Linked DNA regions of Homo sapiens: all the other regions are linked to region 3. The links are chromatin loops, found by intact Hi-C in ENCODE. Cell type or tissue: Calu3. All regions are shown on one strand.

Region 1 (8,000 bases), 110 kb after region 3:
AGGTGGACTCACACAGTTCAAACCTATGTTGTTCAAGGGTAAAATGTAGTTTCCCCCTTGTTCTTGAGGGTTACATTCCCAGACTCCAGTGGATGCCTGAAACCATAGATAGTACTAAACTCTCTATAAACTTTGTTTTTTTCTAAACATATATACCTATAATAAACTTCAATTTAAAAATTAGGCACAGTAAGAGGTTAACAATAACTAATAATACAATAAAACAATTATAAAAATATACTGTAATAAAAGTCAGATGAATGTGGCCTCCCTCTCTCTCTCCCAATGTGTCTTATACTGTACTTACCCTTCTTCTTGTGATCTGTTGTTCTGACAACCAAGACAGCTACTAAGTGACTAATGGGCAGGTAGTGTATACAGTGTCTGCCCAAACGGCTGCCCACTTTTGTGCTTGAAACCCAGGGTCCTGGAGGTGTAGGCACCTGAGGGAATCTCCTGGTCTGTGGTTTGCAAAGACCGTGGGAAAAGCATAGTATCTCAGTCACAATGCACTGTTCCTCACAGCACAGTCCCTCACGGCTTCCCTTGGCTAGGGGAGGGAGCTCCCTGACCCTTTGTGCTTCCCAGGTGAGGCAACGCCCCACCCTGCTTCCACTTGCCCTCTGTGGGCTTCACCCACTGTCTAACAAGTCTTAATGAGATGAGCCAGGTACCTCAGTTGGAAATGCAGAAATCACCCACCTTCTGCTTTGATCTTGCTGGGAGCTGCAGACCAGAACTGTTCCTATTCAGCCATCTTGCCAGCCACCCTACAATGGTTCTTGGCCATATGTTGCTTAATGGATACCACCAGAGACCATTGTAACATAAAGAACACTGATGATAGGAAACAAATTAATAGAATCATGAAAGGAATGATTTCCGCAAATTTGTCTCAGGATATGCTTACCCAGATTATAAATAAAATTTATGTAATCAAAATTCCACAGGTGTATCAGAAAGTCACAAACAAAGAGAAAAAGGACCTATGATTTGACTACACATGTTCACAATGCATTATTTGATAAATACAACTAAATATTTCTCATTTTTCACTTAAAAAACACAGCATAAATTTAAAAACCATAGAAATTATTTTAGTGCAAAATATTTGAGTATTATAATTAAAATCAGTTTATATTTTGTTTTGAAACAAGTAGTCAAATTTTAATCTACATTTAATCTCCAAATCAAACCTGAGATAAAATATAATTTTTTATATCTATGTTTACAAATGAGGCTTTAAATAAACAAAGCATTTTGCAGCACCTATTGGAGAAAAGTCAGTTACTTTTCTATATGTTTATTATTAAAAATAAAAGTAAAAGGAAACATATATAATAAAAGTCTTTCCCAAAACCGAAAATTTTGCTTGCAAATTATTTCTTTTCACTTCTTTATTATATAGCATATATAAAAGTTGGATTTTCTTTTAATTTCTAAAAAAATTTTATAAAATATCTTTGTAGTGTTACAGGACTTCTAAAAATAATTTGAAATTACCTGAAAACAAATAATAGAAATTATTTAATTTAATTTAATTTAAAGGAATTTTTTGCAAATGCATTGACATGCTAATGCAATAAGATTTTACAAACCACATAAACAATTAAAGTTTTCCTTCTCTGTCAATTCAAATTTTAAAAGGCCAACCATTTACCTCTCAAGATTATATTTGCTTAAGAATTCTGGACAGTTGTCCACGTTAGACAATTGTTCCTCTTCAGAGTCCAGTACTATCTGCAGGAGATATCTGTTGTTTTATTTTGTTTTGGTTGGCAAAACAACTGGAAGGCACTATTGCCATTTATTTAGTTGGGCCAGGGTTTGTCTATGTCTGAGGATGTTAGATATTTTCTCATGAGAAAGAAAGTCTTTCTGAACAAAGATTTTTCCAGATGTCATTTGACTTTCTAAGTTCTCACCAGATAACAGATGGCATAATAGTGAAAGGTGTGTGTACTTGAGTGGAGCCAAGTCGGATCTCACTCACACATTCTCATACCTACACAAAGTAGTTTTGGCCTGGTTTTAATTACATTTAGCCCTGTAAATGTACTACCATGTATCTAGAAGAAGCATTGTGTGTTTTCTTTCATTTGAAACTTTACCAGGAATTCTTTACTATGCCAACCATGTCAGAAAATCATGTTGCTGAGTGCAATGCTGTTTTAGCCATTAAAATCATCACAGGTACACACTTGGATCAATTCACATTCACTTTTATATTTGTAGTGCATCTCTTTATAGGTGTACCTCTGTCTAATTCATTGTGTCTTCTAACATAATCATGACCAAGCATTTATCTCACGCTTCTTCAATTCATCATCACAGTAATGAGGGCAGTGTGTATAAATTACGTGCATAAGTAGGGTCTATTATCTTGAAATTTTATTCCACTTTTAAAAAACGAATATTATAAAACATTTGTGATAGGAGAGGGCATTGGGCGCAATCAGGGCTCAAAACCATTGTTCTCAATACACCGTCCTGAGCCTCTCTGGGAATAGACTCCAGTCCCATACAGACCTCAGAATATCCCAGAATTCCCAGTAGACTTCCAGCTTGAGGATTTCATTGAAGCTACATCTTTTATACAAGGAATTACAAATGGAATGCTTAGAGGGCCAGGCAGGTACTAAATAAACGAACTCAGTCAACTGTAAAAACAGTAAGGAATGGAGCGGCTTATGGCAAATTTAGTAATGTATATTCTAGCTAAGGAAAGCAAGACCCAGTTGGTCTCAGCAAATACTGCCTTGGCGAAATGAGAATCCAGTATTACTGTCACTTAGTTTTCAAGTAACGCAGAATATGTAAATAAAGTGGTACAATTTCCTAAATTTTAATACATTGTGTGTGACAAACAAACAAACCTTATTATAGACTATCCATGGGGTGTCACACCGCAGTCTCTAAGTTTTTAATGGAAGAAAATAATATCTGAACATAGAACCCTAAAGTGTGAGATATGCCCCTGAATTTTGTTTTCAGGTAGCTTTTACTTAGAGTTAAAACAAAATGTTCATTGCACAGATGTGAAAAAGAATAATACTGCATTATCAGTTATATTATAATGGTTTACACATTTTACCTATTGACAAACCCATGGCAAAACAAGATGTTTTGTAGGTTTTAGTGTATTGTGATCTTAAAACTCTTTTTCAATTTGTATCCATTAATTTTACCTCTGATCACTATAGTTTTAAAAAGCAATTGACTCATATATATTGGGTACATAATGAGTACCCAAAACAGCTTTTTTTCTTATCAGTCAAATTAAGGGACTTTATACGATTTTCTTTGTATAATTTGAATGTGTACATATTATACATTTGAACTATTGTTAACACAGAAAGTTACTTAAAGCAATGTGAAAAAGTCTTAATGTAAAAAAAGAGGATATACGTTTTCAACTCCTTTGTTCATTTTTCCACTTTCTTTCTAGAAATTGTTTCTGTCCATTTTAATTTTCTCTGAGTTGAGTGGGAAAAGGATGTAGGAGACAGTTACCTCCAACTGCAAATAGCAATCAAAGATTAGTAAATGTTTTCAGCAGTTCCAAGTTTCATTGAATCTGTCTTGAGAGGTATGTGGCCAAATAAAATATGCATTTCTGGAAAGGCAGTAAGAGACATCTTGGTGTTTTAAATTAATGAATTGAAAACCAACTCAGAAAAGACCTAAAAATTACAATGTAGAAGAGGTAAAAAGGAATTGCCATATATGAGAAGAATCACAGACCCTGCTTAGCACAAAGATGTTAGGGAAGAACAGTCTTTATAAAAATAGAAGAAAAGCTAATACAAATCTCACAAGTGCATTTTAATGGTTCTATTTGCAATGGCACACACTAACAGGGACATCACCATTGTTTCTCCAAGTTTCCTGTATCTTCAGCAGTTGTGAACAAATCATTAGTAATTCTGAAACTTCTGTTTTTGCTTTAGAGGTCATTCCCATTCCTCAATTAAAAACAAAGCAAAAAAAAAAAAATCCAATAACATTACCCAAGAACCAAAGAATCTTAAAATATAATTTCTTAAGAGTCATCTATAGAAATGATGTGAAATAAGGTAAGAAGAACCTGTTTGTAAAATAACAAGGTTATGTGCCCCAAATCAAATGAAATATATATATTTTATTATGTGATCATGGTTCACTGCAGTATATATATATATATGTGTGTGTGTGTCTACGTATATATGTGTGTATATACATATATACATAAATACACACACACACACACACACACAGATATATATATATATATAAACACATTTAAGAGAAGTCAAAGGCAGCCTGTCAACTTCTTTTAACTTCCTCAGACCTTGGCCTATCTTGACTTCTTTACTTCAAATTCAAACGTTAAAGAAGCCAAGTGGTACTTGCATGTATATTCTTTCTAGAGGGATTGAAAGAATAGTTTAGAAATTGATTTTGGAAATCCTATACCATAGTCCATTCACAGCAGATCTGAGAATATGCTATTTTTAAGAGGCATAGCCAGTTTGAGGAAAACTCAGCTAAATGCTTAGATGAAACTACCCTGTGCCAGGGATGCCCCCTGGTGGGACTGAATGTCTAATGATCACTAATGATTATTTTTTTCTTATCTCAGAAATATATTTACTAACTACAATCTTATTGATTCTAGATTTTTATTGTCCCTAAAGATAAAAATGTATTTTTAGATAAAACAATATCTGTCTTCTGAAAAAATATTAGACAAGATAAAATACTTCAGGGTACATTGGTGAGAAAATTAGAAAAATGACATCTCTGTTATACAAATGAAAACGAGCCCTTGAATGCTGTTTTGATGGCCTGTAACAAACCTCTTCTGCAGAAATCTGCAAAATGGTTTCGCAGTTGGAAATTCACAGCAATAGAAAAGATGCTCTGGATTGCTATATTCGCAGGTAAGATGGCTCTTTTTAGACAAAAAAAAATAAAAAATGCTATTGCCATCAACAGAATGAGACTATTTTGATCACTGAGTATATGCTGGGTACTCTAATAGAATTGCAAGTAAGTCCCAGAAGAAAAAAAGAAACAACGATGAAAATGGGTTGGTTGAGTAGAAGTAGTCTTAGCAGAGGCTTGAGTATATGATGACAAGTAGTCTTTTCAACCATACTGAAAACCATTCTTTTGCTGATGGTGTTTTGAGAATTAAAATATGTGTGTGTATATATATATATATACACACACACACACAAAGTAAGATTGATTATGTTTATGAACTTACTTAAAGTTGCCACTACATTAAATTCAATATAGATATAAAATTTAGGTCACATAGTTTTTACAAATCATATTATTGCTTATACTTTCCAAAGTAGGTAAATGTGACAAAAATGATGTTTTCCAAAAGTATCGACATAAAAATTAATTAAACTTCTATTTAAAAGGTTTTATTTTATAAATGCTGGTGCATTCAGCATATATTTGGAAAGGCTGCATTTCACTACTATTAAAACCAATAGATTATGTCTAAAACAATATCAACACAGCTATGCATAATGTGTACCCTTAAAATTTCTGTCTCCTTCCTTAATAATAAAAGTGTTATTGATATAGCAAACGCTACATCGATTTTCTAAAAATAAACACTGTTTTATTACACATAAAACTTCTAGAAGAGTTAAATCTTGGCTTGAAATGAAACTTCAAATATCAACAGGAAAAAGCATAAAGCCAAATGTTTTCTTAGTTGCAAACCAAATTAAAATATTTTAATTTGGATTTACCATAAATTATGCAAGATCTGTAGAACAAAGGTAACTGAGGAAGCTTTTTTAAAGAAAACTCCAGACATTTGGAAAATTAGAGATACTCAATAAACCCAAAATATGGCAAGGCTCATCCATCCCTAAAAGTAATTAATAGATAGTTTTAATCCTTTTATTTGATTTAATATCCTATTGAGGTTAATCCATATTTCTCCTTTCCCTTAAAAAATTCGCAAAAATCCTCATGACTGCAAATGAAACATATACCATTGTGCTTTTTCTTTCTTATCTCTCTCATCATTGACAGAGGCAGCCTTAGATTCCATTTCCCAGGGTATCCCGTTGTTGGTCTAGTGAGCCTTATACTACTGTCAGTTCGCTCAGTCTAGCAGAACACTGATTTTTAAATGGGGAACCTGGAAGAAAATAATTCAATATTCTATTAGACAATGAATACTGATAGTCAAAGAGGTAGGAGAGGGTCCTTCACTCCATGTTAATGTATATTCATGAAGGAAGGGCTTTTTATGTTCTTACTAGAATGTATGCCTGTGGGTATATTTAAGGTGTGATTCAGCAGGGGAATCCTGTATTTATGGGAAGAAGGGAGAAGAGGTGAAACAATCAAAGGAGGAAATCAAAGGAGGATAAATGACATACAGAAAAACTGCTACGTGGCATTCGAGTTTGTTTTTATTGTTGTTTTTGTTTTGTTTTATTTTGAGACAGAGTCTCCCTTTGCCTCCCAGGCTTGAGTGCAGTGGCGTGATCGTGGTTCTCTGCAGCTTTGACTGACTCAAGCCGTCCTCCCACCTCAGCCTCCAAAGTAGCTGTAACTACAGATGCATACCACCACAGCCAGCTAAATTTCCTTTGAATTTTTTTGCAGAGACAGGGTCTCACTTTGTTGCCCAGTCTGAGCTCAAACTCCTGGACTCAAGCAATCCTTCTGCTTTGGCCTCTGGCCTCCCAAAGTGCTGGGATTACAGGCATGAGCCACAGTGCCTTGCCTTGTTGTTGTTTTTAATCGTAAAACTCTTGGTAAGATCAATAAGAGTCTGTCCTCAATAGTTCACCTAGTATTTGTTTGAAGCTCAGCACAATTCCATGAACACTAACTCCCCAAATCAGGTAAGTTAGATCAGAAGAACAATTTTTCGTACCATATGCTTTAAACATTTTTTTGAATTTTAAAGTAATAATGTAGTTTGCAGCTATTCCTTGGAGCCTTCACACGATTTTGACTCAGATCCAAAAAATGCAAAACAAAAGTAATCAGGAAAAATTTATCAAAGAATAAGGCAGTCTATGATTTAGAAAAGGAATGGAATGGACTGAATTTTTAAGTCTCAAATATTTAGGTGATATATATATAAATGTAAATGGCAAGTGTGGATGATATGATAAGCAAGAAATGAGCTAAAGTTATGCTATATAAAGTACCTATAAAATTTAACTTAAAAAGCCAAGATATTTTATAACAAAATAAATAACATATGCCTGCAATATTTTCCCGGAATTCAACTCTTCTCTCTTTTTTTTTTTTTTTCTTTTTGAGATGGAGTGATGGAGTCTCGCTCTGTCACCAGGCTGGAGTGCAGTGGTATAATCTTGGCTCACTGCAACCTCTGACTCCCTGGTTCAAGCGATTCTCCTGCCTCAGCCTCCTGAGTAGCTGGGATTACAGGCACACGCCACCACGCCCAGCTAATTTTTCTATTTTTAGTAGAGACAGGGTTTCATCATGTTGGCCAGGATGGTCTTGATCTCCTGACCTCGTGATCTGCCCGCCTCGGACTCTGAAAGTGCTGGGTTTACATGCATGAGCCACCGCACCAAGCTGTCTTCTCTTTTTTAACTCTTGAAAAATTGATGACCTCATAGGGTGGGGAAGGATATAGATGAGGCTACTCTCTGGCTGCCTATTGATCAGACTTCCAGACACATATACCTGCTGCAATCCTTCTATTTTTGGTGGAAAAGTGTGAAAAAACAAAAGTTGAACCACCACACAACCCTCTGGTATCTTTCATGTTTATTTATGGGAATTGGTCTATCAAAGTGTAAGACATTTAAATTATGTTTATAAATTGGTTTAACTTTAAACTGTTTGAAATGGTGAATACCTGCAAGCAATCAGTCATCCGGATCTACTTGTCATCACCTATTATTTCTATGAATAAGTTCAATGATAATAAGTAAGAGTGTTTCTAAATTTAACATATAAAAGTCACATTAAATGACAAAGGATTGAAACACACTATA
Region 2 (8,000 bases), 390 kb after region 3:
CTTTGAGAACTGTAATAATAATTAACGTGACTTTACTAAAAATCATCAGCATATTCATTCATGAAGGAACTGTAGTAACATTAAAATACAAATACTAAATATTAAACTTAAAGATTTTAAAATGTTCATGGCCAGGAAGCAAATATTTATAATACATTGCACTGCTGGTGTTAGAATATTATTAGGATTTAAAGAAGTTTTTTTGTTTGTTTGTTTTGATATATAGGGTCTTGCTCTGTCACCCAGGCTGAAGTGCAGTGGCACGATCTCAGCTCACTGCAACCTCCCCTCCTGGGCTCAAGTGATTCTTGTGCTTCAACCTCCTGAGTAGCTGGGATTACAGACGTGCACCACCACACCTGGCTAGTTTTTGTATTTGTAGTAGAGACGGGGTTTTGCCATGTTGCCAGGCCAGTCTCAAACTCCTGAGGTCAAGCCATCTGCTCACCTCGGCCTCCTAACGTGCTGGGATTACAGGCGTGAGCCACAGCACCTGGCCAAATAGATTCTTATGATAACAATTTCACTTTACTACTTCTAATTAACACAAGTGTTTTTTCAGGTTTTCAGCCATTTTACCTGTGGTCCATCTGAGTGAAAAGAGAATAGCACATGATGGGTTCCACCATTTTGATGGTATTATTAGAAGTGAGGACAGGGACACTGCCTGCTGCATTGAATGCTTCGTTCTCAGCTCTCAGAAGAGCACCTCACACACAGCAAAACACTCTATTTTATTACAGTCACTAAATAACTTAACAAGAAATCTGAAATGAGCCACTAAGCCATGCTTTCTCTTTGGTAATAATGGTAAAAGATATTGGACAAATTAGGCTGTCTCTGATTCAACCTGATAGAAAAATCGTGGCCTCATTTAAAGATTGCAGTTTTTTTCTTTATTCAAATTTTATTATATAAGACTTAGAATAAAGAACTGTTTTCAATTATAGAGCGTGCCTGCGGAGAAAAAAATAAACCTCTGAGGACCAGTATCTTCTCCTCAGAATTATTTTATATACTACCCAAAACATTCCTCAGAGACATGCAAATACTTGTTAACAACTTGTCACACACTTTTATTTTGGAGCAATGCTTTTAAATATAAAAGGATCACAGATATTATCTGACCTACCTTTCTTTTTTTCCTTCTTTTTATAGTATTCTAAAATATGTGAAAATGTCATTTGGCCAAAGTTGTATTTCCCGTCTCATTTTTGTTTTTTATATAACGTAGCTCTCATGAAGCAAATAAGCCCTGCACAGAAAATGGAAAAGTGCTTATCAGTTTAACCAAAGCACAATCCTTGATCTGTAAAGTCAGAGACACATCTCTTTTCATTATAATACAGAGGAAGTCAAGCCTTTACATCACGCGAAACTTGAGTTTCTGCTTGTGTAGTTGCTGGAAATCTAAGAAGCCGATGACAGAGCAATGCTCCCAGATATATTGAGCTTTGGATCGTTACACTAAACTTGTTTATTGTATCAGTATAACCTCTTCACTTCTCGTTTTGCTCTTTGTTTTCTTTTTACAAAGAGTATTCAATTGAATCAGAAAGGTACTTATTAGATACCACATTTAAACTGCTTAGGAATCAAAGCAGTAGTTTAATATTCAAATATTTACATTTAGATGCAATAATATGAGCATTTAAGCCAAGTCAAATTTTCAAGGCCCTGATATACAATACTTTTATTAAAAGGCTATTGTTTTAGATGCCTTACAGTAAACTTCAAATATGTGCTGTGATATTTTCTATTTATTGGACCAAAAAAGCTTTTTGTAGTAGACAGAGTTAATATTCTAAATATTCTTTAAGTGTCTATGTTGTCATAAACCTCAAAAAATGCTTTTTTACTAGAGCTTTCTAGTACAGGGAAAGACTCCAGTATTTGGAACGTCTCCATATGGAAGACACACACACACATACACACACACACAGTATAAGGACAAATCAGACTGAAAGTGCAAAAGTAACTCCATGAGATTTTCCTATATCCCCTTAATTCACAAGGTGAAAAATTTGTTTTTGTAAGTTTTGAAGCAAGATGGGTAGGGAAAGAATGGTTGTTTCTCTGCATTTAGTCTTTGGAGCAAACATCAAAAGTTCAAAGGCAGCTGTATACAGGGTAATACTTCGATGATTATATTCAGCACAAAATTTGTTTAGCGAACAAAGGTTTGATAGGCTGAGTTTTTCAATTTTGCTGGATGGTTAACAAAGTTCTCTGAAGGGATTTCTTTTTGTAAAAGGTTGAAAATATAAACTTGTCCCTTGGGGCTTCAGAAATAGATCACTTCACATTCATAGTTTTTAGGAAAGGGCACTTTTCACACTCTGATCTTTTGATGCATCAGAGGATGGTTAGAATTTTTTTCCTTAAAAAGGCTGCTATAATTATAATTTCACCTTTTAGCTTATGCACCTGGATTCTAATTTCTAAGTCTTCCTGTGTACACATTCTTAAGATAGAGATATAATTGATTTTTCTAGATGACTATCTAGTGTGGACCTGGGCTTTTCAGCCTTGTCGCTATTGACATTTTGGGTCAGATAATTCTTTTCATGGGGTGCTGGCCTGTGCATTGCAAAAATGTTTATCAGCATACCTGGCCTCTACCCATTAGATGCCAGTAGCAATACCCCCACCTCAATTGTGACAACCAAAAATATCACTAGACGGGGCCAAAATTTCTAATAAATCATGGATTGAAGCAGATATCAGAAGACTATTTTTAACACTGATTGGCTGTGTAACATCAGATGGAATTTGGAGACATGACTCTGTTGGATGATGAATTAGAGTACATCTTCAAATTACCCAGATTTGTTTTATAGCTTTGCTATTAAATATATTGATTTGTTTTTATTAATTGTATTAATGTGTTCTTTGATGAAAGATACATGAGAACAAAATCAACTAATCAATTAATATATGGTCATACATTTTCAAGAGCACAACAAAGTACACAAAAACAAAAGATTATCTTTAATAGAGAACACAAAGGAACCATCAGATGTGGTATTGTCAGTATATCTTATTCTGAATTTTACCAACTCCTGTAGTTTGCTGTGCCCTACTTCGACATAACAACAAAAATCCAGCCCTATATTGTAGCCAAATAGAAATCTGTAAAAAGTCAGCTGGGTGCAGTGGCTCACACCTGTAATCCCAGCACTTTGGGAGGCCAAGGCAGACGGATCACCTGGGGACAGGAGTTCAAGAGCAGCCTGCCCAACATGGCAAAATTCTGTCTCTACTAAAAATACAAAAAATTAGCTGGGCATGGTGGTGGGCGCCTGTAATCCCAGATACTTGGGAGGCTGAGGCAGGAGAATCACTTGAACCCGGGAGGCGGAGGTTGCAGTGAGCCGAGATTGTGCCACTGCACTCTAGCCTGGGCGACAAGAGCAACACTCCGTCTCAGGGGGGAAAAAAAAAAGAAATCTGTAAAAAGTCACAATCCTTTAAAACATCCCCAGGGATAAAGAGTTAGAACAGTTAATGTACGAAATGCATCATTACTTCTCAACTTCCTTCAACACAAAGGAAAGCAGTTATTGGTTTACTGTATATATTTCAGTGTAGTGTAATAAATAAATGTACGTTATACATATAATTTTAAACACAGTTGAATAAAGTAATTTTGTTTCTAAAGCAGCAAACAGAGATGTCTATCAATCAGTTTAAATACATTGTGTTTTAAACAACCCCGTTGAAGAATAAAGTATAAGAGAGTTAAACCGTTACTATGAATTTTACATGCTCTCCAGTGAGAACCTTCTGTGAACTGCTGCCACCTGTTGGTCATAGATTACAATACATCAGATCATGGCTCCAGCTGGTAGAGATTTTTCAGATACATTAAGAATATTTCTATTGTCATTGAACTTATCAATATTTATAAATATAATTTTTATCACTTGGAGTATAATCATACTTTCTGAATACAAATAATATTTATTTATTGCACAGTTTTTATAAGGTTTAACTTGTAAAAAGTTGCTTCAAAAACTATTGATATTAAAATGGAGTCAAATCTTGCTTGCAGTTAGCTAGTTTCAAAAATCAGACAGCTAAGTGGTATAGTGGGTCACAAAATATTTTTACAAGTGACATTTGAAATTCGTTAGTGTTTACTACACATCAGATCTTGTTAACTGGCACAACAATGATAATACTGTTTGACTGAAGGAAATTGTCAAAACTAACAGCTTAGCTATGGAAAAAGATATAAGGATGTAAACAAATTAGAAATTCCAAAGCCAACTGTATCTATAAACAAGACTGAGGATCTATATGTTACCAGAAGAAAAGATCTTTCATATGAAAATAATAGAATAAACATTTTAGTGGGTTCCTTAAAAAGCTGACAAGATGTCAGGATAACATCATTTGTAAGGAGAGCCCAAAGAAAGATGCTAAATGTCAAATGTCCCTTTGGATCTGTTTCCATCTCAGAACTAAAATATCTACCATAAAACTGTGAAATAATGTCAACCATTATAACAATACTGCTTTTAAAGTTATACAGTTATTTATTCTATATGTACTTTCTAATTTTTTAAATTGACAGAAAAATTATGTGTATTATTTTAATATATAACATGATGTTTATATAGACATATATATATATATCTATACACACACACATACACAAAAAAACACACCACATTGGGAAATGATGAAATCAAGCTAGTGAACATATTCATCACCTCACCTTTTTTGTGTATGATGAGAATACTTAAAATCTATTCTGTTAGCAATTTTCAAGTACTGTATACAACATATTATTATTTACTATAACATTAACTATGGCAAAAAGCACAATTACTTTTGCACACACCTAATATAATCATCATTTCATACAACAGATCTCCAGAACTTACCCCTCCTACCTAACTATAACTTTGTACCATCTGACCAACATCTCCCAATACTCCCTCCTACCCCCAAACCTCTGATAATCACTATTCTACTTTCTGCTTCTATGAATTTAACATTTTAGATTCTACATATAAGTGAGTCATATAATATTTGTCTTACTGTGTCCGGCTTATTTCACTTAGCGTAATGTCCTCTAAATTCATCCATATCATCACAAATGATAGGATTTCATTCTTTTTAGAGGCTGAGTAGTATTCTATTGTATATATATACCAATTTTCTGTATTTATTCATTACTTGATGGACACTTAAGTTGTTTTCCTATCTTGGCTATTGTGAATAATGCTTCACTAAATATGGGAGTGCGGATGTGTCTCTGACACACTGATTTCAATTCCTTTGGATATATACCCAGAGATGGAATTGCTACCCAAAACAATCTACAGATTCAATGCAAGCCCTATGAAAATATCAGTGACATGTTTCATAGAAACAGAAAAATAACTCTAAAATTCAAATGGAGCCACAAAAAACTCTGAAAGAAATCTTGAGCAAAACGAGCAAGGCTGGAGGCATTCTACTTACCTGATCTCAAAATCTACAGAGCTATAATCAAACAACATGATAATGACATAAAAACAGATATATAGAGCAATGTCACAAAATTGAGCCCAGAAATAAATCCATGCACTTATAGCCAACTGATTTTTGACAAAGGTGCCAAGAACATACAATGGAGAAAGGACAGCCTCTTCAGCAAATGGTGTCAGAAAAACTGGATATTCACATGCAGGAGAATAAAATTACACTTGTATCTCACGTGATAGATGAAAATCAACTCAAAATGGATTAAACACTTGAATTTAAGACTTGAAGCTATAAAACAACTAGAAAGAAACATGGGGAAATCGCCACAACATTGATATGGCCAGTAATTTCTTATATAAAACTCAAAAACCACAGGCAACAAAAGCAAAAATAGATAAATGTGGTTACATCAAACTAAAAGGCTTTTGCAAAACAATGGAAACAATAAATAGAATGAAAACACAACCTAAAGAATGGGGGAAAATATTTACAAATTATAATCTGATAAGGGGTTAACATTCAAAATATATAAGGAACTCAAATAACTCTATAGAAAAAAAATGGACAAGGGACCTGAACAGACATTTTTCAAAAAATATACAAATGGGCAACAGGTATATGAAAAAATGCTCAACATATTATCTGACAACTGTTAGAATGGTTATTACCAAAAAGATGAAATATAACAAATGTAGAGGATATGTGGAAAAGGGAACCCTAATATACTGTTGGTGGGAATGTAAATTAGTACAGCCATTATAGAAAACAGTATGGAGGTTTCTAAAAAATTGAAAATAGAACTACCATGAAATCCACTATAAATACATATTTTTAAGCAAACGCTTTGCATTCTAGGTAGGTACTCTGTTAGGTACTAGGGTCTTTCTTAAGGTAACAAATACCAAAAAGGCACTTCTCTTGTTTAAAAAAGGTACTTATCCAAATGCCTTTTCATTTCAATTGCTGATGATTCTCATGAAAGCAATTTCCCTTTCTCAATAAAATAAGTGACAATTGGAAGAATTGTGAAAAAACTGGAACCCTGTGACTTACCTTGCTATGGTTAAGGGATGCAGATAGAAATGGATAGAGTATCAAAAATTAGCACCATCCAGAGAGGTAGAGTGGTGAAAAGTGTGAAAATTCATGAGAAACCTAGCTCTTAATGATTTAACCACTCATAAGCTGGAAACTTGCTCAAGTCTCTTAACATTTTAGGCACTGTTTTCTCTTTGTTACATATCAAGAGGATTACACAAGGGGAGACTAGATGCACACATACTTAAGTTTCTTTTAAACTATAATATTCCACTAGTCTAATCAATTATTAATCATAACTTCATTTTTTAAGAAGTAGTATGATCCATTGTGACTTTCCTGGTAGAGCTTGACAGGGGAAACATAAAGCATCCTGATTTTCTATCAGCCCTCAGATCCCCACGGGATCTGCTGAGTTATGAGTGTTCAGTGCTCCTACCCTCACTTTCCAGCCTGAATCAGTTGTAAAGATATTTCTTTCTCTGGGACCACCCAAGGCCTTATGGTCAGAGTAGGAGGTCCAAATGTAGTATATGTCATCAAACATAATGCTTCCTTGTTAGAAAAGGGAGATGCAAGATATAGCAACTAATAGTCACTAACTTTATGGGGACTGTCTAAACTTGTTCCTGACAACTAGATCTTTAGAAGCTACCTGACCTTGTCACATGTATCACGTCTGTCTTCTGACATCAAATGTTGCTATGAGAGAATCTGAGTTCAGTCCAAGTTTTGTCTTCCATGTGAGTGATTTATATTTACGGTATGAATGTCCACAGTATTTTTCTTTATTATTGAAGCCCACTAATTTTAACACTGAATGTCTTGATACTAATCGCTGTGTATCAATTTTTCCTGGGTTGTTCTAACATGAAGATTTGAAACTTTGTTTCAGGAACATATATTATACATTTGAGTATTTATTTACCTTCTATTTATTTTAGTTTCTTATCAAAATGCTAATTATAAAATCAATATCTACAATCTTTCAGTTATTTTTATGTTGCTCAAAAGCACATAATTACCATACGTTGTTTTGTGTAATTTTTTTTAAACTCTTTCCTGTCCTTAACTGTGTTTAGAACATGTTAACATGTCCCATGTTAGAACCAAGGCTAAGATATGCTCATCGAGATTATGGGTCTTCACTTCTGCTACCAGCTGCAGCATGAAGAGAGAGAAAATAATGGAACTCTTACAATACAGCTTCCCTAGGACAGTTTCCAAAAGGAATCTACTTCTTAGCCTTAAAACCTCCAACAATTTATTTGATTCTTTGATCTTGTTTTGTCTCAGTTCTCTAGACATTTCCTCAATATGTGTAGTTATCTGACATAAAAAATTAAAGTGAAAGATTAACAAATTTGAGAAAAAATGATAAACAAATATGGACAGGAGCTGGGGTCTTTAAACAATTATGTCTTTTTCTATTGATGACTCGCTCAACCGCAAGGTATACAAGACTGACTTTAGAACATTAATCT
Region 3 (8,000 bases):
CAGACATCAACATGTTAAAAAATACATTTTAGAATTAATGAAATAGAGAATATACAAATATATTTATTTGTTAATTATAATTACCCCTGCTAAAATGTGAAATGCAGTGACTTTGTCTTGTGTACAGTTGCATCCAAAGTGCCTGGCACATATTAAGTGTGGAATAAATATTTATCAAGTGACTGACTAAAGAAACACATGCATACATAAAATTACAGTATCGTGTATACTAAGTAAGAGCATTCCCTGGTTTGTCATCTATGTAAACCAAAAATTTTAACTAAATATTGTAGGAAATTTTGTTTAAAAATTAAAGTGTAAGACTGAAAATTATCAACATTACCTTTAGGTAACTTAAGATCATTGTTTTGATTGATATTTATTATTTGACATTCCTATTGCTATCGGTTATACAGGAAACACTAAAATGTACTGCATGAAACCCTCAATACAGCTTTTTTTAAGCAATCCTAAAACTCTGCATTTTGAACTTACATAAATTTCTAGAATCTGGTATATTAGTTAATTTACATAATATAAGTGTTTAAACAAAATGTTATCTCACTTTAAAACTGTTTCCATTCCAGATGTAGGTTATGAAGGGAACATCCACCTTTCAGTATCCTCCATTTTGCTTTCATACAACAACTGTTCACATGTGACTATTTCTACTGCTATGTAAGCCAACTATTTCCCATGTCTATATTACAGACACACTATCAAGAAATAGAAACTGTTCAATGTGGCAAATATTTTCCAGCAACTGTGTCCATTTTGCAGAGACGATATGTTTTCATCACCTCAAGGATGACTGACCATGCAGTCAAAAAACAAAGACCAATCCCCAACAAGTGATGCCAGCTAAAGAACTTTCCCATGTAGAGTGTGACCACGATTAATAATAGTTTTACAGCCCTATAAAGCTCAAAACAAATATGAATAAAATGAACAGGCATCCCTGTAAAAGTCAAGAAGACAAGTCAGAGGTATATCGATTGAGTGGAATGTTAATATATTAATAACATTGATGACATAAGTGATTTATTTCGTTGACAGAATTCAGAATGAGATTCATTTATCATCATCTCCTACTCATCCATCAGTAGGATATTGTCCCAAGTAGTTGGCCTTCTATTACCAATTTAAGTTTTTTTATAGTAATTATATTAGAGAAAGAATGCATTATGGTTGTGGTTCACTATATTATAAATAAAATATAAACAAAATTAATGTTTTGTATAAACTAATATGTTATAATATTCAAATGATAGTTCTATTACTTCGTTTTACTTATTTTATACTGCACTAGCTCCTACCCTCTCCAAATTACCTAGTTTGGAAAGACAATTAATTTTAATTCCACACTAATACTCTTCTCTTCAAAAAGAAGGATGATAATAAGCCCCTGATAAAAATGAATACAGTTTAAATAATGTCCACTTGATATGTAAGATCTCCAATATTTAATCAGATAACATCAATAAATTCCAATGTGTGCACACTTCAGAGAAGATGGATGAGTATAACCATATATTGGCCTGGAAGCTTTCTCTACTTCTTCAGAAGCTCCTAAAGACCCATTTTGGAATCTGAATAGTTCAATGAGCGTATCTTACCAATAGAGACAGATTACAGTGGAAAAGTAATAGAAGAGCAGCCTCTACACAACTGGCCAGAATTTGTGACACTTAGATCCAGTTCTAAAGACATCAATGAATAAAGAAGAAATTTAGGGCAGATGACAGAGGACACATATATGAATGGGGAGAGAATATAAGGTACATGGAGGTAAATATGTCGAAAGAAGTTGGGGTAAGAACATGAAAATGTTGCGGATATTACAATGGAGTTTTAATTTTATTCTTCAAAGGAAGAGTGACCAAAGAGTCTTAAACTGGAAAAGAAATGATCAAATATGCAAATTAAAGAGAGATCACCCTGACAGCTGTATGAAGAATGGTCAGGAAACCAGAGGTGATTAGGACATCAAAACAGGTCAGCCAAAACTTTTAGACATCTCAAAAGCTTCAAGATCCAAAGGGCTACATCTCTAATTATAAAACTTAAGACCCTGTGACTTGTAAAGGTATTGTGTGACTAAAATTTTCTCTAGTTTTTTTAGATCACCATGTGCAAAGTTATTGCTACATAGTATATTAACAGAAAAAGATAATGATAAAGTTAAAACATACCTACTTCAACAAACTAAGCAGAAGCTGATGAGTTTCTCACCTCATGAGATGGACACTAGAAGTGTAAACATATATTTCAATAAAGCCAATGCATTTTTCAAATATGTGTTTTGATTGCTACTAAGTTTAAGTCACTACATGCTAAGCCATTATATTAGGTATTACATTAGATGCTAAGGCATTATGTTACATGCAGGGGCTGGGGAAGAAATGGAATAAAAATCAAGGGGTAAAGATGAAAAAAATAAGGCTACTGATGGACATAAATTACTTTTGTGTTTCCATATTTAGTTCTTCAGTAGTTTCATTCGTTTTCTTACCATCTTAAAGCACTTTATGATGGCATGGTTTGGAAGGAGAAATAATTTTAGAACCCAAGCACTGTTACCCTTGGTGACAAAGGGCCTTCAAGGGATGAGAATGAAAGGAATCAAAAAATATTTGTATGCGTGTCTACTTGACCTGAATGCTATATGCCTCACTCACTGATTAAATCAGGTCCTGGTACTACTGGAGTTTAAAATAATGACTGAGAAAATTAGAACAAGTCTTAAATTTACTGATAATTTTGGCAGATGTTGAAATTGGGTCCATGTGCAGCTTAGCCCATTATGCTTCAGTGGTTTTTAATGTAAAATGTGCTTTAAGATTTTTTTTCTCCAGATAGAAATTGTCTGCCTTACCTTCAGAGATATTGTATCCTCAATGAAAGATCAGATTAAATGGAATAAGTGCTTGCTTATACATTTGGATTAAGAGAGTGCAGCTGAAAGGATGCTTAAAATATATCTTTAAACCTAAGTGCAAAATTTCCATATGTACCTTGAAATATGTATTGGGGTGTTAAATGTGCTCAGTAAGCTAAGCAATGTGTTAGATAATTAATAAACATTTAACAGCATTGATTTTTACAGCCTGCTTTATTGAACTTCTTATCAGTATTGAGCAGATGGGTCATAACTATGAAAAATTATATTTTAAACACGATTACTATATGTGGATTATATTTGAAAAATACTGTTCAGTGAAGCACTTACAAATGTAATTTAACGCACAGAGCAAGACCCCAAAGTTAAGGTAATTTTTCTTGCATTAAATACAAAGGTACTTAACTGATATATAAAGAATATTATGGAGTTGTTTAAAAATAAATGAAAAAACAACCCCCTATATGAAAGAATAAAGTAGTATGTACAGTATCAGCTAGGAGTAAACAATTAATTGATTTTTGCTTTTACTTAGCATATAACAAATTCATTCTAATTACTTTTTAATATTATTCTTGATATTAAAAATGTTTGAATTTTTGTATTACTACTATAGAAATCGGTATTACTATAATAATCTCTTGGAATGACAACTACTGTTTTATAAGCCTCAAATTGTAGTGAACACACACACACACACACACACACACACACACGCACACACACACACAGATGAGTCAAACATTAACTCATTCCTGATACGGGACTGAGATAATGTGAAAAGCCCTAATAATTTTTTTTTGCAATTTTTTCCAAATGAATTTATTTGTTAATATTTACATATTTCAGCCATTATTTTATTATGACACAAATATATTTAAGATAAACACTGTAAAGTATAGGTTATCCTTTTTAGAAAGTAGTAGGACCAAAACAAATGATTATTGAACCTATCACAATTTTCAAGAAAGGTAACCAGCCTCTAGCATGGTCCCCAATAATCCATGCTTTCTGCTATTCAAACTTTTGTGTAGTTAGTATGTCACCTTTGACATCTGATTATGAAAAGCCTGTAGCTTCAGTCTTGGTCCCTCTCTCTCTCTTTCTTCCCCACTCCTACCACTGCCGGCCCAGCTTTCTGATGGTTCACTCTGAGGGAAGCCATATTCCATTCCAAACATTCCCAGAAGAGGCCACTGTGGCAAAGCACTGAAGTCCTTGGCTAACAGCCAGTGAAAAAAACAGACGCTGTCAATAACCAGAAAAGTGAGTTTGGAAGTGGATCCTTCCCTAGTCAACTCTCCAGATAAAACTGTGGCCACAATACACCTCATGTGGGACCTTGAGTCAGAACTACTCAGCTAAGGCTCTCCCAGAATTCTGGTTCACAGAAATTGTCAGATAATATTTATCTTAATCTCCTGAGTTTTGGGATAATTTGCTGCATAGCAATTAATACACCAGATGACATATCTATCCAATTGTACCCAAGAGACATCATGCTTGATAATATGAGACATACATAAAGAGTGGACAGCATGTGAATGCTTAGCATATTTACAATCTAGTTAAAATAATTAAGATACATACAAGTAACATAAGACAGTCAAGAAAAAAATGTGTACTAAAATAATGATATTAAGAAAATGACATTGAAACATAGGAAGTAGAGTCATTTTTGTTGAGGAGCTGCATAAAGCCATATAGAAATGGCACAAGTGAACTGATGTGTGGCTGGTGACTATGATTTGTACATAAGGCATTCCAGGATGAAGACAAAGTTTGCACAAATGCATAAAAATGGTAAAGTACAGAGTGTACAAAAAAATCAGAAAAAAACTTAGTTGGACTAACTGTATAGCAGCATATGTAATAGATTAGAAAAGTAATACCTATTCATGAGACATAGAATATATTAATATTCCAAGTCTAGCATAAATTAGGTGATTTGGGGAACCACAATTTATCTAAATTTTCATATATGCTTTGTTAAAGTGTTAGCAATTTTGATATATTCATGGTCTTGCAAAAGCATCTGTATTGTAGGTTGGGATGCCCTTGCAATGCTATTTCACTGCTGATCCATTACCAACAATCAATTGGATACATGCAAAAAGAGAAAAAATTGCATCTGAGAAACAAAGATAAAACTGAAAAACTTTATAATTTTCTGGAGTTTATACTTGAGCATAGTCATGGATAATAAGTTATGTTCAGCATTCCAACTCTCAGGAATTGGTCGTAATTGCCTAGATATCTGTGTTGTATAGGAACATAGGCTATATCTGAGTTTATAGAAAAATTGTGCCATGATCATTTTGGAATGTCTGCCATGGCAACAACAGAGAAAAGAGGTGGCATTTGTACATGCTATTTGCCATATTTGTATATGAAAGAAGAGGTAGAACATACACAGGAAAAGAGGACCATAAAGTGATTATGTTAGCTCAAGCTGTGACACATTTACAATAATAATTGTTATTAAATTTTTTTAATATTTAAAATATTAAGATTTGATTATTATAGGAAGCTTTAGAAGAACAGAACTCACGTTCAACCTTATAGAATAAGTTGTATATTATTAGAAAATCTTTAAAAATGAGAACATTTGTATTTACAATTTAAGTTTTAATGTTGCATCATTCAATGTTTATTCCCATTTAACTTAGTTTTACATATTAAGTTATCTCTGGATTCTATCAGTATTATGGATCAATTTATTTGTAAGTGTTATATTTGGTCAGATAGTTTCCATACTATCCACATAGGTAACAAACTAAGCAAATCAGTTGAGAATGTATTTATTTTCAAGTAATAGATACTTGACTAACTGAAAGTTGAACAAAGAGGGGTTCTTTTCTTCACATATGAAAAAATCCATAGATACACAGTTGCTGGCATTCCTTCTGGTTTTCAGTGATGACATAGTAGCCTCATCTGTTTCTACTTCCCTTAGCCACCAAAAGCATGCTAGCATCTCACCTCATGTTTAATGGCTTCTGGTTACAAAGACTGGTATAGCTCAGGACACCAAGTCTAGGCTCAAAGTAAAAGCATGGTGGAAGGGGAAGGAAGGGCCCAGAAATAGTTCACTCCTTTTAACAGGACATCAGATATCACCATAAATTTGATTGTGCAGAACTTAGTCCTTTCCAGTTGTAAGCAACGCATTATCTATTACTTAGGGATATGCACATTGCTACTCCAAATAAAGTCAGCACATGGATACTAAAGAAAAAGAGAAGAATGGATAATTTGTAAGCAATAAACCATGCCTGTTTCACGAAGCATAACGTTACACAAAATATGTGCGGTAAGCCCACAGAATTTATTTTCAAGAATCATTTAATGAATTATGTTATCCTTGATAGTTGTAAAAAGAATTATTATTCATTCACCAATAATTTATAAATCACCTATTATGTGGCAAGCATTTTTAAAGTTTTAGGAGTGTAACCATTCTGAGGTTTATTTTGGAAACAAGTTACTTTTCAAAAGCCAAATATATCAGAATTTACATTTTTAATATAATCTTGGAAAACTAAAGCATTGAGTCATTCATAACTATAATAATAATTAAAATATCATATATGAAAGTGACTTTATTTTTATAAACTAGAAAAAACTGACAGGTGAAATAAAAATACCACTTACAATAGAATAAAAAACATCAAATATCTACGAATAAATATAACAAAAAAAGCCCAACATCTCTACAATGAAAATAACTAAACATGAGTAAGACAAATTAAACAAGATAAATGAAGGGTAATTCTATATTCATGAATTGGAAAACCTAGTATTTTTAAGATTTCACTTTTACTTTTACAATTTGACATAAACATTTAATTCCATCCCAGTCAAAAGCCTAGCACATTCTTATGCTATCTATCCAGTGACAAAAAATGTATATGAAAATGCAATGTATCTGGTATAACCAAGACAATGATGAAGAAGAAAAAGTTCAGAAGCTACCCTACCCTATCTTAAAACTTATTATGAAGCTACAAAAATTAACAAGCACAGAGTTAGCCTAAAGATAGATGAACGTACTAAGGAAAGTTCAGAAATAGACATATACATGCATAGTCATTTCATTTATGACTATTAAATAATTGAGCCAAAGAAACAGACACAAAGAATACACAGTGTGATTCCATTTATTTAAATCTCAAAATCAGGCAAAACTAATGTATAGATTAGAAATCAACATAGTAGTTATTTGGGGCAGAGGAAAAGCTGTAATTGGAAGGGAGCAGAAGAGGACTTTGGAGGTTCTTGTAATAACCCACTTCTTGCTGTGGGTGCTAGGGTGTTCATTTTGTGAAAATGTAATAAACTGTGCAATTATGATTTTAAGGATTTATATGTGTTATACTTTAATAAAAAAGTTTACATAAAAATCAATGCTTCCTCTGCGCCAGCAAGAACCATTATAAATGTTATGTTAAAAAATAGAACGGACCCTTTTTAATAATAGCCATTCTGACTGGTGTTAGATGGCATCTCACTGTGGTTGTGATTTGCATTTATATAATGATCAGTGATATTGAGCTTTTTTCATATCCTTGTTGGCCGCATGTATGTCTTCTTTAGAAAAAAGTCTGTTCATGTCCTTTGACCACTTTTCACTGGGGTTGTTTCTTTGTTTTGTTTTTTTCTTGTAAGTTTGCTTAACTTCCTTATGGATGCTGGATATTAGACCTCTGTCAGATGCATAGTTTACAAGTGTTTTCTAGCATTCTGTAGATTGTTCACTCTGATGATAGTTTATTTTCCTGTGCAGAAGCTCTTTAGTTTAATTAAGTCCCATTTGTCAATTTTTTGCTTTTGTTGCAACTGCTTTTGGCATAGTCATGAAATCTGTGCCTGTTCCTACGTCCAGGATAGTATTGCCTAGGTTGTCTTCCAGGATTTTTATAGTTTTGGGTTTTACATTTAAGTCTTTAATCCATCTTGAGTTGATTTTTCTATATGGTTTAAGGAAGGGATCCAATTTGAATCTTCTGCATAGAAATAACAGATGCTGGTGAGTTGCGGAGAAAAGGGAACACTTATACATTGTTGGTGGGAGTGTAAATTAGTTCAACCATTGTGGAAA

What was found. Peaks named below come from ENCODE experiments on the same cell type or tissue, not always from the same donor. Only the 100,000 strongest peaks of a DNase experiment are listed, where the experiment ranks them.
Region 1: it touches region 3 in a loop (7-fold over the local background); 8 of 110 quality-filtered maps call a loop at or near these places.
Region 2: a loop joins it to region 3, with 10 times the contacts of the local background. A loop is called at or near these places in 32 of 110 quality-filtered maps.

Annotation. Positions count from the first base shown.
Region 1 is chr7:10,124,388-10,132,387 of GRCh38, forward strand. The region is part of intron 1 of LOC105375149 (a long non-coding RNA gene); the gene reads right to left. Among named protein-coding and RNA genes, the nearest start is that of MGC4859, 650 kb to the right of the region's middle. In Calu3, a CTCF peak has its summit at 4,582 (motif pointing left); a DNase peak (open chromatin) is centred at 4,554.
Region 2 is chr7:10,408,811-10,416,810 of GRCh38, forward strand. No RefSeq gene overlaps it. Among named protein-coding and RNA genes, the nearest start is that of MGC4859, 370 kb to the right of the region's middle. In Calu3, a CTCF peak has its summit at 3,812 (motif pointing left); a DNase peak (open chromatin) is centred at 3,801.
Region 3 is chr7:10,019,055-10,027,054 of GRCh38, forward strand. No RefSeq gene overlaps it. Among named protein-coding and RNA genes, the nearest start is that of MGC4859, 760 kb to the right of the region's middle. RefSeq lists an enhancer at 3,888-4,182 and a silencer at 3,888-4,182. In Calu3, no CTCF peak of the experiment used is centred here; a DNase peak (open chromatin) is centred at 4,127.